2 separate regions of the Mus musculus genome follow, and region 2 is linked to region 1. The links are chromatin loops, found by intact Hi-C in ENCODE. Cell type or tissue: left cerebral cortex. All regions are shown on one strand. Each heading gives the region's core, and the rest is flanking DNA. Links, peaks and the distances in the headings are about the cores only. Region 1 has its middle 57 kb from the start of Gm36899. Region 2 has its middle 140 kb from the start of Gm36899.

Region 1 (7,945 bases), core at 2,791-5,290:
CCGTAGACAGTATAGAGAGCGTGGCCATCTGCGCAAACCTTACGCTTTGAGTTTGGGGTTCGGGTGGCCGTGCAGGTTGCTCTACCTCAAAGCTGGGGCAGGAGCTTCACTGCAGAAGACGAGGAGGCAGCGAGGGGCTGAGGTTTCTTTTGTATGAGTTAATCCTGCTTCTGCAGGGAGACAGAGGGAATCTAGAATCTCCCTCTTCTTAGTGTTGATCTGAGGAGGAAGGCAGACAGGCAAATGGCATTGGTGATTCAGGGGTGCCCTCTGACTGTGAAAGCCAGGGAGGTCAGGTCAGTGAGGAAGCAGTACCTGACCAAGGGGCAACAAAAACTATGTTCTGAGCAGATGGAGAAGGGAGATTGTAGCAGAAGGCACACATCCACTTAGTAACAGAAGTCAGGGCATGGGGTTTAAGAACTGGGTGGTGAACACACTGGCCAGTGGAAGGAGAGCTAAGACCCCTGTCAGTTTTCTGTTTCTCTCATAGGTTTCTCAGTGAAGAAGTGCTCATTTCATAAACACTGAAAGCAAAACTAACAACAACAAACTGCGGAAACACACGAGACACATTATTTGTTTCTTCAGTACTCCACAGCTATCTCGACATGTCTATAAACAGCAATCTTCCTAGTTCCAATTTCTCTAATACATGTGCATAATTTTACAAAACAGAATTATACATTCTGGTTCAGTTTGCTTTCTCTCTCTCTCTCTCTCTCTCTCTCTCTTTTCAAGACAGGGTTTCTCTGTGTAGCCCTGGATGTCCTGGAACTCACTCTGTAGACCAGGCTGGCCTTGAACTTAGAAATCTGCCTGCCTCTGCCTCCCAAGTGCTGGAGTTAAAGGCGTGCGCCACCAGGCCCAGCATCTCATTTTCTTCTACCTTTTCTCTTCTTGGATGTGGCCTTCACTCTCCATTTCCCAAGAAAACTGTTAGTTGCTTGGTATGTCCCCATGTAACCATTGCATGTCCATAAGACTATGCATATGGGCATGAGTAAACCACATATACACATATTGTAGAAACATTACAACACACATACATGTAACTACATTAAATTTTATCTCACTCACAAAGATGGGCTTAGTATACCTATATTCTGCATCTTCTCTTTTTAAAAGGCACTTTTATTTTATTTTATGTGTATGAGTGTATCGCCAGTATGTATATCTGCACCATGTGCGTGCCCAGTGCCTGAGGATGTCGGATCTCCTAGGACTGGAGCTAAGATGTTTGTGAGGTGTCATGTGGGCACTGGGAATTGAATCCAAGTCCTCTGAAAAGTCAGCCAGTGCTCATGACTATGGAGTCATCTCTCCAGCCACCTCTTAGCTTTTGTACCCACAACCATCTCTTGGAAGCCTTCCAGTTCAGTGGCCTGACTCCTGTTCACCACAAATGGCTTTAATAGTCTACAGTGTAGGTGTGTTATAGCTCACTTATCACTCTGATGATCTTGAAACATTCGTTTTTTCTTGATTCTATGATATGGTGGTTATCTGGCCACTATCATGATATAAACATGCTAGCATTTCAATGTGCGTGTGCAGTGATGGTGGTGGTGGCGCAATGTGTATGTGGAGGTCAGTTCCTGCTGGAACTGGGGCTCTTTTTTTTTTATCATGTGAATTCTGGGGATTTAACTCATGTTACCAGGCTTGGTAGCAAGAGTGTATACCCACTGAGCCACCTTGCTGACTCATTAGATTCTATTGTATGGATGTGAGAGTGTGTGTGTGTGTGTGTGTGTGTGCGCGCATGCTTGTCTGCCTCTGTTAAGCTCCGCTCTATTTCTCTACTCCTAAATAGTCCAGGCTCCCTGTCTAGGGGATGGTGCTGCCCACCGTGGACTGGGTCTTCCTACATTAATTATCTTAATTAAGAAAATCCCTTCACTTCTGAGACATACCTACAGACCAACCAGATCTAGGCTATAGCCGTCCAATGGCCTTGGGAGAACTGGGTTTACCTGAAAGGGGGGGCTGGAAATGAAAAGGATGGGTGTGCGAAAGAAGAATGAAGCCAAGACAATTGTTCTGATCAAGGCTTCAAGTTTAATATTCAGCACTGCGTTTATATAGGGAGAGCCCAGATACCCATCCTTTGTTTCAGTTGGGTTATGTTGCAAAGCAAGTTCAGTGGGAAGTCTATTCTTCTAAGTTCCTGTAGGAAGTTGCACAAGCAACGAAGGTGGATCACCTGGTTGTTAAGGTCCAAGGAGGCAAATGCTCAAGGTCTATTCAGCCTGCTCAAGGCTGGAAAAAGCTGGCTCAGGAAAAATCTGGGAACGGCCCACGATGCTATCCGTCAGTGAGACTCTCTTCCCTGGTTACTCTAGGTCGTGTTTAGTCAACACTAAGATATCCACATTGGGCCTTCCAAGTGCTGGGACTCCTGGTATTAGCTGCAAACGATCCTTTGTTTTAGGGCTGATGCTTTTTGTTTAATGTGAATGGTACATGATGGTATCCTAGGTGATTCCTCAACAAATCCTTCAGAGTTTCTACTCAACGCAGTATAAGCGTCACATTAGTGGCTCGTTATGAAAGTCTTTATTAGAACCTATATTATTTTCCATGAACTTTTAAAAATGGACCAAAATCAGGAATGTTAGAGAAATCTATTTGAAATAATCAATTTGAAATAGTCTATTTGTTGGAAGATAGAATTAATCTTTTTATGATATTTATTATTATTATTATTATCATTTTATGATATTATTAAGCTTTTCACAGAAGTGCTTGCACCTTGTGTTTTGCAGTACCATATATATATTCTATATCTAAATTGTAGATGTTAACAAAATAACATTAGCATCTTATCAGATTCCCCACATTTTCTCAAACAATAAGCTTATACCTCAAAGACAGGAGCTCCAGACTACCAACCATTATTTGAGATGTCTCCTGATTATATATGGTAAGTGCAAAATTTAAAAACAATACGTGTAATATACATGCATATATGTATGTGCACATATTTAAATTCCTACTTAATTTTTTTTAACCTTTCGGGATTTTTAAACAGTGTTGGCTGAGTATGGATACAATCATATTCCCCTACTCTAGTACTGGTGACTGAAGTTGGGGCCTTGAGTGAGCCAGGTAAATGTTCTACCACTGAGACATGTCCCGCAGCCTAAACTTTAGTTTTCCAACTATTTTCCACCATGCTAGCCAAATGTGAGGAAAGCCCACGGTGCTCAACTGAGCAAATCTGATAAGATTACAAATCATTTCCTTGCATTTTAACCACAGTCAGAAGATGCTGTTAACTTCTCATATTTTCTTTAATGGCTGACTGTGACTCTCGTTACAAACAAATCTATGAGACACACACGCATCCACTGTCATAGACAGCTAGAAACAGATAAATAATAAGACCTTTTCCCTCGAGCTTATCTTAAAACCAGGTACGAGGGCAAAGAGGCTTGTTAATGTTGAAGACGTGTCTTCAGCCATGGGGGCAATGTGTCGAGTGTGAGGGTCAGAACTGCTAGTTTTAAAAGAAAAATCGACTTGCTTTTAAGCAGGAAGTAAAATCGGAAATCCCGCGAGACGGTCCAGCGCTGCCTGTGCTGTCATTCAGCTCCGGATGGAAACCTTACCATCCTTAACACACTGCCAAGAGACTTACAAGTCTCAGAAGCCCTGGCAAGGCTAACGGTGTGGAGAGAGGCGCACAGCCCGTAGCAATTACAGGGCTGAGTCACCTCCTTTGCTCTCGGAATGTTTTTCTACTCATGGAATCTCATCTCCAAGGACGGCGAGGAAGGTGAAGCCCAGACAGCTGTGGTGAGAGGTTTGGTGTGAGCGAACACACTCCGCCACCCACTCATCCCTAGCCAGTGTGGGCTGAGTTCCGGCTGGCTCTCCCTCACCTCCGGCTGACTCACCCAGGGGATTGCGAGTCACAGCCCCGGTCTCTGCACTATTTGTCTCGCAGGCAGAGCCAGCCCCCTGCCTCACCAGTTTCCCCACTGGGAAAACTCCAGAGGCTTCCTGGGGTCTCCTAGGGCTGGAAGGAGAGAGCTTCCTGGCTACTGCTACTTTTTCCTAGGCTTGGTTGATGATGGCATCAAGACCCAGGGAGACATGTCTTGTGGTCAAGTCCAAATGGATATAGACTTCCTGTTTGTTGGATGTGTTCTCTCTGCCCCGCTAGGTCCATTCCTCTGATAGTCTGTGACTGTCCTGTCAAGGGGCCGTACCTTCTGAATCTTGGAGTTCTGGTCAAGCAAATTCTCGTTGACAGGGAGTAGCCACTTACTACTGCTCGGCTTTCAAGGTGATGGTCCTCACTCAGCTCATACAGGTATCTCCTCCAAAGGCTACTGTGAATGGTATGACAAGGTCAGAAACTTCATTCACTACCATCTTAAAAATGACTCCTGTGGGAAATCGTTAGATTAGAGTATGTATTGAGGGTAGAGATCTGGGATCAAATCCTGGTAGCCCTGGAAGGAATAGGAGAGAGACCACATAGATACATGCACTTTCTTATAAAAAATTACTATTATTATTTTGTTGTTGTTGTTATAGAGTGTGTGTATATCATAATATATATGTAGAGGCCAGATAACAACTTTCTGGACCTTGCTCTCTCCCTTTACTTTTGAACCCAGGTCTTGAGATAAAGTGCCTTTGTCTATTAAGCCGTCCTGCTTGCCTGACGTGCTCATTCTTTTTTTAAATATTTTTTATTAGGTATCTTCCTCATTTACATTTCCAATGCTCATTCTTATTATGAGATAACGTAGCCCACGGGGGACCCTTGCCAGAGTCTGTGCCATTATTTCTGGGTTCCCAAATTATGAGCTAAATAAACCTGTTTTCTTTGTAAGTAGCCTTCCTCAGGTATTTCATCATTGTAGTGAAGAATGGATTAACACACCTATCTTAAGAGGACTATGCCCATCAGTCACGGCAGGACTTTTGTTGTGTAAGATGACAGCATTTCCTCTAGCCATGAGGCCCTGGCCTGCCACCCTGTTGTTTGCCACTGCTTGGGTGCCTGCGAAGGAATGAAGGAGACAAGTGGGAGGTGTCACTTATCTAGGTCACCGCTCCTTCTGTGGCTCTCCTGTCCCAAACCACCATCAGCTTTCAGGACCCAAGCCCTACTGTGTGCACATCAAGGGCATTTAGAAGACGGTTGTGTCTCTCACTATTGTCAGTGTGAAGCTTCTTGACTGAGAGGTGTCCCACGGAAGGAAAATATTGTTGCTGGTGCCTCTGGATCCTGGAGACTTGCAGCTGTGTTCGCCGCTTCACTCCTGTGAGCCCCCTTTGTCTCACGATGTTTGCATTACCCCGGTGAGGGAAGGCTAATTTCTAATTCTAGATGATGTCAAAATGAGGCAACTCCAGGATTTATTTCTATATAAATAAACTCTGAATTGACAAAATGTCTTTCTGCTGTATTTTCTTTTTCTTTAGTTTAAATAAAGAAGAGCTAGGGGTGGCAGTGCACATCTATAGTCCCAGTGCTCAGGAGATGAGGCAGGAGGATTAGGTATTTAAGGGTAGTACTGACGGCTTAGTGAGTTTGAGGCCAGCCTGAGGTGCCTGAGACCCTCTCTCACGCCAAAGCAAACCGAAAAGGCAAAAAAAAAAAAATCAGAAAGTAAGCAGCATTTGTAGATATGCCAAGTCTGTGAGTATCCTGAGCCAGGATGATACCACTAAACTTCATCGTAGTCCCCCACGGAGTTTCTAGGAACATTGAGAAATGTATCTCCACCAATGTTTTCTAAATGGTAATTGTGGGCTGATGAAGCCTGATATCCCGAGGTCAGCCCCTGGAACTCATGGTAGGAGTAAGCTGATTCCTGCACGTTCTCACCTGATCTCCCTATGTGCACACCCCCCCCCCCACACGAATGCACACACACACACACACACACACACACACACACACACACACACACACACACACACACAAAGAAACAAAACAAAACTTAAAAGTTAGACATAGCCAGGGGTTGCAGGCTTGGCCTGAAATCCATCTACTTGGAAGATAATGGCAAGAAGATTATAAATTCAATGCCAACCTGGACTACAGATTAGGTTTAAGACAAGTCTGAGCAATTTAAGTGAGACACTGTGTCAAACAAGTAAAAGGAGGTCTGGGGATACAGTTCAGTGGTTCAGTGCTTGCCTAGCTATGTTAGAGCCTGGGTTTGAACTCTAACACTATAGTGAAAGGAAGGAAGGTAGATGTTGTCCTTGTTTCCTTATGCAGTGGTAGATGCTGGCACTGGAGGGGCTATGACAACATTTTTTTCCTTTTTTCCCCCTTTTTTGTAAAATTTATTTTTTAATTAGGTATTTTCTTTATTTACATTTCCAATACTACCCCAAATGTCCCCCAGATACCCCATCACTCCCCTAACCACCCACTCCCACTTCTTGGCCCTGGTGTTCCCCTGTACTGAGGCATAAAAAGTTTGTTAGACTAAGGGTTCTCTCTTCCCAATGATGGCCAACTAGGCCACTTCTGACACATATGCAGCTAGAGACACGAGCTCAGGAGGTACTGGTTAGTTCATATTGTTGTTCCACCTATAGGGTTGCAGATCCCTTTAGCTCCTTGGTTACTTTCTCTAGCTCCTCCATTGGGGGCCCTGTGATCCATCCAATGGCTGACTGTGAGCATCCACTTCTGTGTTTGCCAGGCACCGGCATAGCCTCACAGGAGACAGCTATATCATGGTCCTTTCAGCAAAATTTTGGTGTATGCAATGGTGTCAGCGTTTGGAGGCTGATTATGGGATGGATCCCCAGGTATGGCAGTCTCTAGATGGTCCATCCTTTCGTCTCAGCTCCAAACTTTGTCTCTGCAACTCCTTCCATGGGTGTTTTGTTCCCAATCCTAAGAAGGGGCAAAGTGTCCACACGTTGGTCTTTGTTATTCTTGAATTTCATGTGTTTTGCAAATTGTATCTTGTATCTTGGGTACTCTAAGTTTCTGAACTAATATCCACTTATCAGTGAGTATATATCATGTAAGTTCTTTTGTGATTGGGTTACCTCACTCAGAATGATGCCCTCCAAGTCCATCCACTTGCCTAGGAATTTCATAAATTCATTCTTTTTAATAGCTGAGTAGTACTCTATTGTGTAAATGTACCACATTTTCTGTATCCATTCCTCTGTTGAGGGACATCTGGGATCTTTCCAGCTTCAGGCTATTATAAATAAGGCTGCTATGAACATAATGGAGCATGTGTCCTTCTTACTGGTTGGAACATCTGGATATATACCCAGGAGAGATATTGCGGCATCCTCCCGTAGTACTATGTCCAATTTTCTGAGGAACCACCAGAATGATTTCCAGAGTGGTTGTACAAGCTTGCAATCCCACCAGCAGTGGAGGAGTGTTCCTCTTTCTCCACATCCTCGCCAGCATCTGCTGTCACATGAATTTTTTATCTTAGCCATTCTGACTTGTGTGAGGTGGACTCTCAGGGTTGTTTTGATTTGCGCTTCTCTGATGATTAAGGATGCTGAACATTTTTTCAGGTGCTTCTCTGCCATTCGGTATTCCTCAGGTGAGAATTCTTTGTTTAGCTCTGAGACCCATTTTTTAATGGGGTTATTTGATTTTCTGGAGTCCACCTTCTTGAGTTCTTTATATATATTGGATATTAGTCCCCTATCTGATTTAGGATTGGTAAAGATCCTTTCCCAATCTGTTGGTGGCCTTTTTGTCTTATTGATGGTGTCTTTTGCCTTACAGAAACTGTAGTTTTATGAGGTCCCATTTGTCGATTCTCAATCTTACAGCACAAGCCATTGCTGTTCTATTCAGGAATTTTTCCCTTGTGCCCATATCTTCGAGGCTTTTCCCCACTTTCTCCTACATAAGTTCAGTGTCTCTGGTTTTATGTGGAGTTTCTTAGTCCACTTAGATTTGACCTTAGTACAAGGAGATAGA
Region 2 (7,945 bases), core at 2,431-4,930, 84 kb after region 1:
GATAATAGGTGTCCCATAGGTCAAATGGAAGTTGGTTCGAGCCATACTCAGTCGTTTTTCTGTTTTGTGTTCCTGGGAGAATTACAGTATGTTCTGAGAACTCCAGGTTATTCTGAAAAAAAAAAAATGGCGACAGGGATATATCTTCCTCGTGGAGGAGGAGCTGGTAGTATGGGGAGAAGTGTGGGTGCTTGCGGTCTGGCTCATGGTGGCTGTAGATAAGATTTTTCTTTTTAATTCTTTGAAAACGATTTTAGACGTTCATCAATTAGAGAAGAGTCCCTCATGGGGAGTAGACAGGTCGGTTCTTAAGCTCTGAATTCAGCCTTCTATCCACCTGGAGTTCTTGTCCCGCCTAGGACAATGTGTGGAATGTGCCCCTCCATAATCCTATCTTCCTTCCCACTGTTGGTGCTCATAGCAGGACCAAAGCTGGCAGGTGCAGAAGTTGTCCTTGGCGCCGTCCGTGGGTGATCCTGCTCTTGTGCTCTTTGGTCTCTTTGGTGTTCATGATGAATGTGAGGATAGGAAGGTGCAAGAAGGAGATTCTTGTTACAGAGTCCTTCTCTGAGGCCTCCAGGGCACAAAGGGCTTTTATGAGAAGGGACAGAGGGAGGATATGGAGATATTGGTTAGGAGGCAGAGGCCTTTGTTATTTAGTCTGCTGTCTCTTTTCTTTTTTCTCTGTCCAAACACAACAGAGTCATGGGCCTCCTGCACCTAATTAGCTAAAGACTATGGACAGAGAACAGCAGATATAGTGGGTTCTGGGAATCTCAAGGAAGTTTTACCAGTTTACATCTCCACCATTTGGGTAGACCCTTTAGAACTTAGACTGTCTAGTGAGTGGGAGGAAGATGAAGGATAAGGGGGGAGGAGACAGACAGACAGACAAAGATCTGCCAAGTAAAATGTCCCCAAAGAGCTGCCCCATCACAAAATGGTGTATTCCTGTCTGGCCATCTAGAATTACCTATCATTTTCTCTCTCTAAAGGAGATTTTAGTTGTATTCATGTGTGCATATGTGTGTGACCACGTGTGAATAAGTGCAGGAGCATGCTCTGTAAAGGCCAGAGAAAATGTTGGATCTCCTGGAGTTGGAGCTACAGACCATACTGAGCCACCTGATATGGGTGCTGGGAACTGAACTCTGGTCCTCTCTGCACGAGCAACAAGCACTCATGACTACTGAGCCATATCTCCAACCCCTAACTGTGTATTTCTTGGTTTAATATTTGCTCCACTAAACAAAGTACAGTAGTAGACCAGCACTGTGCTGTATGGAGAACAGAAACAGGCTTCACTCAGACCCTTAGTATGCTACCAAGAGGATTTAGCATATCCATATACTCAGAAAGATTAAAAAAATATATAACAAGCAACAGGATTTTTTAGTACAGTGTACTACATAATTGAAGTGAATCCTGATGTCTGTTTTCATACTATACAATTTCTTTTGCAGAGTTACGTTGTATTACAAATACAGAAACCATCTTCTTAAAAGGGAATGCAAGAAATAAGTAACAGCTAATGAATTGATATAAAAAAAAAAAACAGTACTTGCAAATAGAGTTTGATTCTTTCCCCAGCCATGACTCATTTTGCGCGAGCGTCTTGGCTTCTCCATCCTTAAAAGACTAATACAATTTGTCTTTAATTAAAGTCTCAATTATTTTTTTAAAGCTCTGGGGAAGATGGGTGCAATGGAAAAATGAACTAACTGAGCCTATGACTTAGCTTGTGCTGGGAATTTTATAGGCAGTTCACAAAGGCTTTTACTTGTCCCCCTAAGTGATAGGCAAAATGTATTTGAAGCCGAACAACTTAGACTGGAAAGGCACACAGTACCTGTCCCCAAAGTAATGATCACATCAGGACACACCCGTTGGGATTGAATGCTCCCATTTAAAGTCTGCCCAACCATCACAGCCTATGTCTGTTTTGGCTTTGGCAGAATGTTGATAACAAGCATCTGCAAGAACCTTGTTTAATTGAGCAGGAAATTACTGTTTTCTTTACCAAGGTGTTGTAAGTAAAGACATACCTGTGTAGACAGGATTTATGGTTTAAGTCCCGTGTGAAGAAATGAAGGTAAATTAGCAAAAATTAATCCCCAGGTGAAATCACAGCTCTGGAACTCATTTTTCCAATGGAATTTGACTGTGTTTTTGGAGCCTGTTAGATTGAGAGGTAATCTCTTGGGCACACAGGGACTTCCTTAAGCACATGAAGTGTGTGTGTGTGTGTGTGTGTGTGTGTGTGTGTGTGAGAGAGAGAGAGAGAGAGAGAGAGAGAGAGAGAGAGAGAGAGAGAGAGTGCGTGTCAGCTAAAGGCTGATGAACACCTTCCCGTGTAGACCTCATCTTATTTCTTGAGACAATGTCTCTCGACGAATCTGGAGCTCAGTGTTCTAGTTAAACTGGATAATGAACGAGCTTCCGGGTTCTGCCTTCCTCCCTTTCTACAGTGCTAGGGCTACAGCCTCTGCTGCCATGAGATCTGAACTCAGGGCTTCTTACTTATATAGTATGCACTTTTCTGACTCAGCCACCTCCTTAGCTCCTGTGTTTATATGTTTTTTGAATGTAGTATTTTACTAAGTATTTTACTAAGTACCCTGGCTAGCTTTGAACCTGTGAACCATTCACCCCAGCCTCCTGTGTGCTGAGATTTCAGGCATGTATGTGGCACCATGCCTACCTTTGAAAATATTTTGACCTCTAGATCCATAGATTTCAAGTATCCCATTGATTCCAGGAAAGAAAAGGAGTCCGTTTCTCTTTCCAGGATGCCTTTTCGAGTAGCCCGCCTCCTGTCCTTTGGATTAGAAGTTTATCTTTGATACCTCCTACCCATCCCTGAGTTCCCGTATTATTTTTCTGAGTTGATTTGGCATTCTGGACCACCGTGGACACTCCTCCACTCGAGCCTCTTCCTGGAGGGCCTGTCTCCGTGTTGACTGATTAAATGAAGAAAGGAAAGAGAAGAGTCACCAGCACTCTAGGCTTGCCACTGTGTGGGTGGTGATTCTTGGATTCCAAGCAAATGAAGCTAGCTCAGGGATGCTCTTGTTTGTGCATGACTAACTCCCTTCCGTCACCCAGAGGCTGAGCGTGGGGCACATCAGGAAGGACTGTGGTTCCACTCGGCCAGTGTGTTTTGGCTCTGTTGGATTCTTGTAGTTGCTGCAGTGATGTGGGCAGGCAGGGAGGAGAGATGAAGAACTCAAAGTAATTTTTCAACAATAAGAGACTGTGTTCCTTAAGGCTCTCTTCTCTTCCCTTCCCTTTAAAAGAAAAATACTGCTTTGGCAAACCTGTCCTTATTCACTGAGAACAGAGAAACATTATCACTTAGCAATGATGCTCAAACACTATCCTGGTTTTCTGTGCCTCTAGGTGGAAAGCTGTCTTGGCACTAAGCTCAGAGCATCTGGTTTTCTGAGGAAGACACAGCTTAAAAGTGTCCAAGTCGCGGGAAGTGGTTAGGCTAGCCTGCCCTATCACGAGGTGGGGTAGGATATTCTGGTAAAAGGAGGGCTAGGCTCTCCACATAATAATCAAAAAGGATTTGATGAGGGCTGGAGGGGAGGGTGGAATTCTTCAAAGCCGTACTGTTGACTTGAGAAAGGAGATTAAGGTTAAAATTAAAAAGCAACAAAAGGAACTTGGTTTCCCAAGCAAAGGAAGGGTAAGGTGTAATTTCTTCCCAGGAAAATCTCAAATTAGCTACACAAGATGGCTGATTTACGTCACAATGCTGTGTTTATGTCATTCCAATTCTTAAAATACTGAGATCAACTGTTTTTTATTATTTTTATTTTTTTAGAGTTTAGTTGTTGCCCCCCCCACCCCAGTCTGCACACCCACAATTCCTCATCCCATTCCTCCTCCCCTACCCCCGTCCATCACCAGTCCTCCCCACTCCCTGGGCCCTCAAGTCTCATGAGGGTTAGGCGCATCTTCTCCCACTGAGGCCAGACTAGGCCGTATATATGTGTGTGTGTGTGTGTGGGGGGGTGCGGCTCGGACCAGCTCGTGTATTGAGATCAACTTTTATGAGAAGAGAAGGAGTTTATTTAAAATTGTTGTTCTCCAACATTACACAGAAGCAGAAGTTGTACAACTATGTGAGAAATGTCTTCTCCCTGCGAAAGCATGAACCCATTAATATCCATGGGTGGAAGCTGGGCATGGTGGTGTTCACCTAACAAGACCTCATCTCAAAAAAATAAATAAAAAAAGAAATCTACTGGTGCCCAAAGCTTGCTCAACTTACAAGCCTACCCTATATCATCAGTTCCTTCAGCCTCAGACCCAAGAGACATCGTGATTATTCAACTGTTTATACTCACCAGCACCATCAATTCCTCCTCTGCCTCCTCCTCCTTCTTTTTGTATGTACGCATGTGCATGGTCAGGTGTGTGCAGGAACACCTCTGTGTAGAGAACAATGGACAACTTTGGGCACCATTTCTCAGGAGCTGTCCCTTTTTATTTTTTAAAGACAAGCTCTCTCTCTGGCCTGGGAGTACACAAAGTTATCCAGTATGGCTGGCCCAACCTGCCCCATGGATCCTCCTGTCTCCCTCTTCTCAGTACCTGAGATGTCAAGTACCATTGTGCCTGGTGCTGTTACGTGGGTCCTGGTGATCCAACCCAGGCCCTTGTGCTTTCAGAGCAAACATTTGACTGACATAGTGAGCCTTCTCTTTGGCCCCTGTCTACATTTACTTTCTAAAAATTTTTACAGACAGTTTTTATGTCATGTTGTAGGTGTCCAGAGCTCCAGAGGACAAAGACATCCCAAGAGTCATAGCTCATTAGTAGCACAGCCAAGATCTGTGCAGGGGGTTGGAGCATGGCTGAGATCTGACCAGAGGCTTAGAGGCCACCTGAACTCAAGTTCTTACCCCGTTGAGTATGGTGTCTCTCACGAACAAAGTACTATTTGAAGCACTGAACATGTAATAGGAATATCATTCTATTTTGGAAGACCTAAATATGAAACAACAGACCTTTGACAATAACATTAATATCCAACAAGTCACATTGTGTTATAGCTTACATAAGTATACTAGGCCACACCATCCTACAGTTAATAATATAGTATGTCACAGTTAATAACATAGCACATCACAGTGTCTTTTATGTATAATGATACAGTAAACTACAGTATGTCCTGATTCATACATCCCTTATGCATACCTTATACTTATACATACCTAGACTTTACAAGCCTACCCAAGTGAGTTCCAAGCTATTTCTATTTTTAAAAAATAATTTTATTCATTTACATTGCAAATGATATCCCCCTTCCTGATTACCCCTCCAAAACCCCTTTATCCTATTCCACCTCTTCTCCTGCCTCTATGAGGGTGTTCCTCCACCCACTCACACACTCCAGCCTCAACACTCTAGCATCCCCCTTCTCTGGGACATTAAATTTCCATTGGACCAAGGGCCTCTTCTCCCATTGATGTCAGATAAGGCCATTCTTTGCTACATATGTAGCTGGAGCCATGGGCCCATCCATGTATACTCTTTGGTTGGTGGTTTAGTCCCTGGGAGCTCTGGGTGGTCCAGTTAGTTGATATTGTTCTTCCTATGGGATAGCAATTCCCTTCAGCTCCTTCAGTCCTTCCCCTAGCTCTTCCCTTGGGGTCCCTGGGCTTAGTCCAATGGTTGGCTATAAGTATCTGCACCTGTATTGGTCAGGAGCTGGTAGAACCACGGTGTTTTTCCTTCTAGAATACTTTAAAACAGACTTTCTTAAGACCCATTGTATTTGAACAACTTAGACCTTTGTGTGTTCCATGAACATAGGAAATCACTACTTGTTTGTGCAGGGGAAGTGGGCAAGAGAGGTTGTTAGGGTCTCACTCACTATTTTTCTTCTTTTCTTTCCTAGTACAGTTTGACCCAAATGAAAGCCAGGACATGGAGCTGATAGCCATGAGGAAGCCACAGAGCACCTGTCAGAGGACTCCATTACTTCATCGTGTGTTTCACAGTGTCCTGGAGAGGCAGGCATGTACTGCCTGAGAATGGCGGCATATACCTGTAATCCCAGTGCTCAGGAAGCTGAGCCAGGGATCTGCATCTGTGCCCAGCCTGGGACACATAGAGAAATCATGTCTCAAAAAGCCTGTCCTAGAAATCCATTGAAGAAAGCACTGCAGAGTGTTTTGGTTTCTCCTTAAGACAAGGTCTCATTTAGTGCATCTACCCTTAGACGCCTGACTTCATCTCCTGAGTGCTGGGATTACAGTTGTACACTGCCAGGTTGAGTTCTGTAGTGCTTTGCTATGTGAAAAATGGCTAGTGTGCCATTAAAACCATGTGGCTCAGGGTTAGCAGTTTGGCTCAGCCAGTAAAGGTGATTGCTGTCAACCCTGATGACCTGAGTTTGATCCCCCACTTTGGAAATAGATTAACCAGTTCCTAAAAGTTGTTCCCCGACCTCCACAGATGCACCAAAGCACAAGAATCCTCCCAGAAATGGAAGTAACAATCGAAAAATAACCACAATGGCAAATAATAAAATCATGTATTGGAAAGAGGTTCATTTGTTGATATATGTAACACTCCGTTGTCAAATGCTTAGAGAGACCCTACTCTTGGGAAAGGGATGAAGAGCGAGGACAGATTCCCCAGGCTGTCAGAGCAGGGCTTTGCCAGGACTTCTGTGACACAGATGAAGATTCGTGCATAAACAGGTCCGGGGATTAGAAGTCTGATATGAAAAGTGTCAGCAGATTTGTCTCTTCCTAGACTTGGCTTGTAGGCAACTGCTTTCTTGCTTTATCAACCTGTGCAGGGCTCTGTCACCATTTCCTCTTTGTACAAGAGTACCAGTCAGATTATATTAGACAGGGAAGTTAACCTCTAGAAAGATGCTGTCTCCGTCTCTGACCACGTTCCGGGGTACTGAGGCTTAGAACTTGAGCAGATGAATATTGGAGGAGAACCAGTCAGTCCTTTGCAAGTCAAGGAATCAGTGCTCCCTAGACTCGGGCTGGTGACAACGCTGTCACTCATAGCAGGTCTGGGCAAGATCTCCCTGAGTTCACTTGCCCCAGTCTAGCAATAGAAAACCTCAGGTCTTCATACACTGTCTGGAAACCCAGTCATTTCTTGGATCTTCCTAACCCACTCACCACAAAAGTCTGATGTCTGCATTCAGTAAAATCTACTTTGAGGAAGATATAGAAAGAAAAGCCCAGTTGTGTACGGTACTGTGTACCCATAATGGAAGCTTTTGGGGGGATGAGAAAGAAGGGTTGTCCATTAGCAGAACCCTGTCTCAAAACAAAGCAACAAGCAAACAAAACAAAACAGGAAACAAACAAACAAACAAACAAACAAACAAAAAACAACCAAAAAGAAATGAAACCAAAACACAAAACAAGTCTAAAACCAAACAAACCACAACCCCACAAGAAGCACAAACACTAAAGTACGTCCTGACAAATGAAGGGAAAGACACACGGTCAAAGATGAAACTCGTCTTCATGAGACACACAGTTCAGAAGATAAGTTTTAAGGACCTTCAAAACCAACCAGAGCTCCCAGCACATGAAGAAGAACCAATTAGAAGAATGCTCAAGGCACAGGGAAGGAAATGGAGCAGATTTCTGGGGTGGGGGTGGTGGGGGTGGTGGGGGTGGTAAGTGACTGTCCTAGAGTGATTCCTCGGGACTGAGAAATGAGCAAGAGTGGATTAAGCATCCTGGGATAGGTGGGGATAGCCTAGATGGAAGCTGAGACAGGTTAGGGAGGACAGAATCTGCTCAGGGGATCAGGAGGACTTGCTTTAGATGTGGAATGAGGGGCTCAAGGAAGACATGTGGGACCAAGACAGGTTGGCCAAGAGCACTAGATTTTGATGGGCAAGGAGAATTCTTTCATTTAAAAAAAAAAAAAAAAACGTACGTGTATACGT

The links. A loop is a pair of places that touch in the nucleus more often than their neighbours do. Peaks named below come from ENCODE experiments on the same cell type or tissue, not always from the same donor. Only the 100,000 strongest peaks of a DNase experiment are listed, where the experiment ranks them.
Region 2: it touches region 1 in a loop (1.8-fold over the local background); 4 of 42 quality-filtered maps call a loop at or near these places.

The regions. Positions count from the first base shown.
Region 1 is chr15:27,401,735-27,409,679 of GRCm38, reverse strand. No RefSeq gene overlaps it. Among named protein-coding and RNA genes, the nearest start is that of Gm36899, 57 kb to the left of the region's middle. In left cerebral cortex, for the core only: no CTCF peak of the experiment used is centred there; a DNase peak (open chromatin) is centred at 3,757; H3K4me3 peaks cover 652 bases; H3K27ac peaks cover 451 bases.
Region 2 is chr15:27,317,591-27,325,535 of GRCm38, reverse strand. No RefSeq gene overlaps it. Among named protein-coding and RNA genes, the nearest start is that of Gm36899, 140 kb to the left of the region's middle. In left cerebral cortex, for the core only: no CTCF peak of the experiment used is centred there; DNase peaks (open chromatin) are centred at 3,086 and 3,414; H3K27ac peaks cover 966 bases.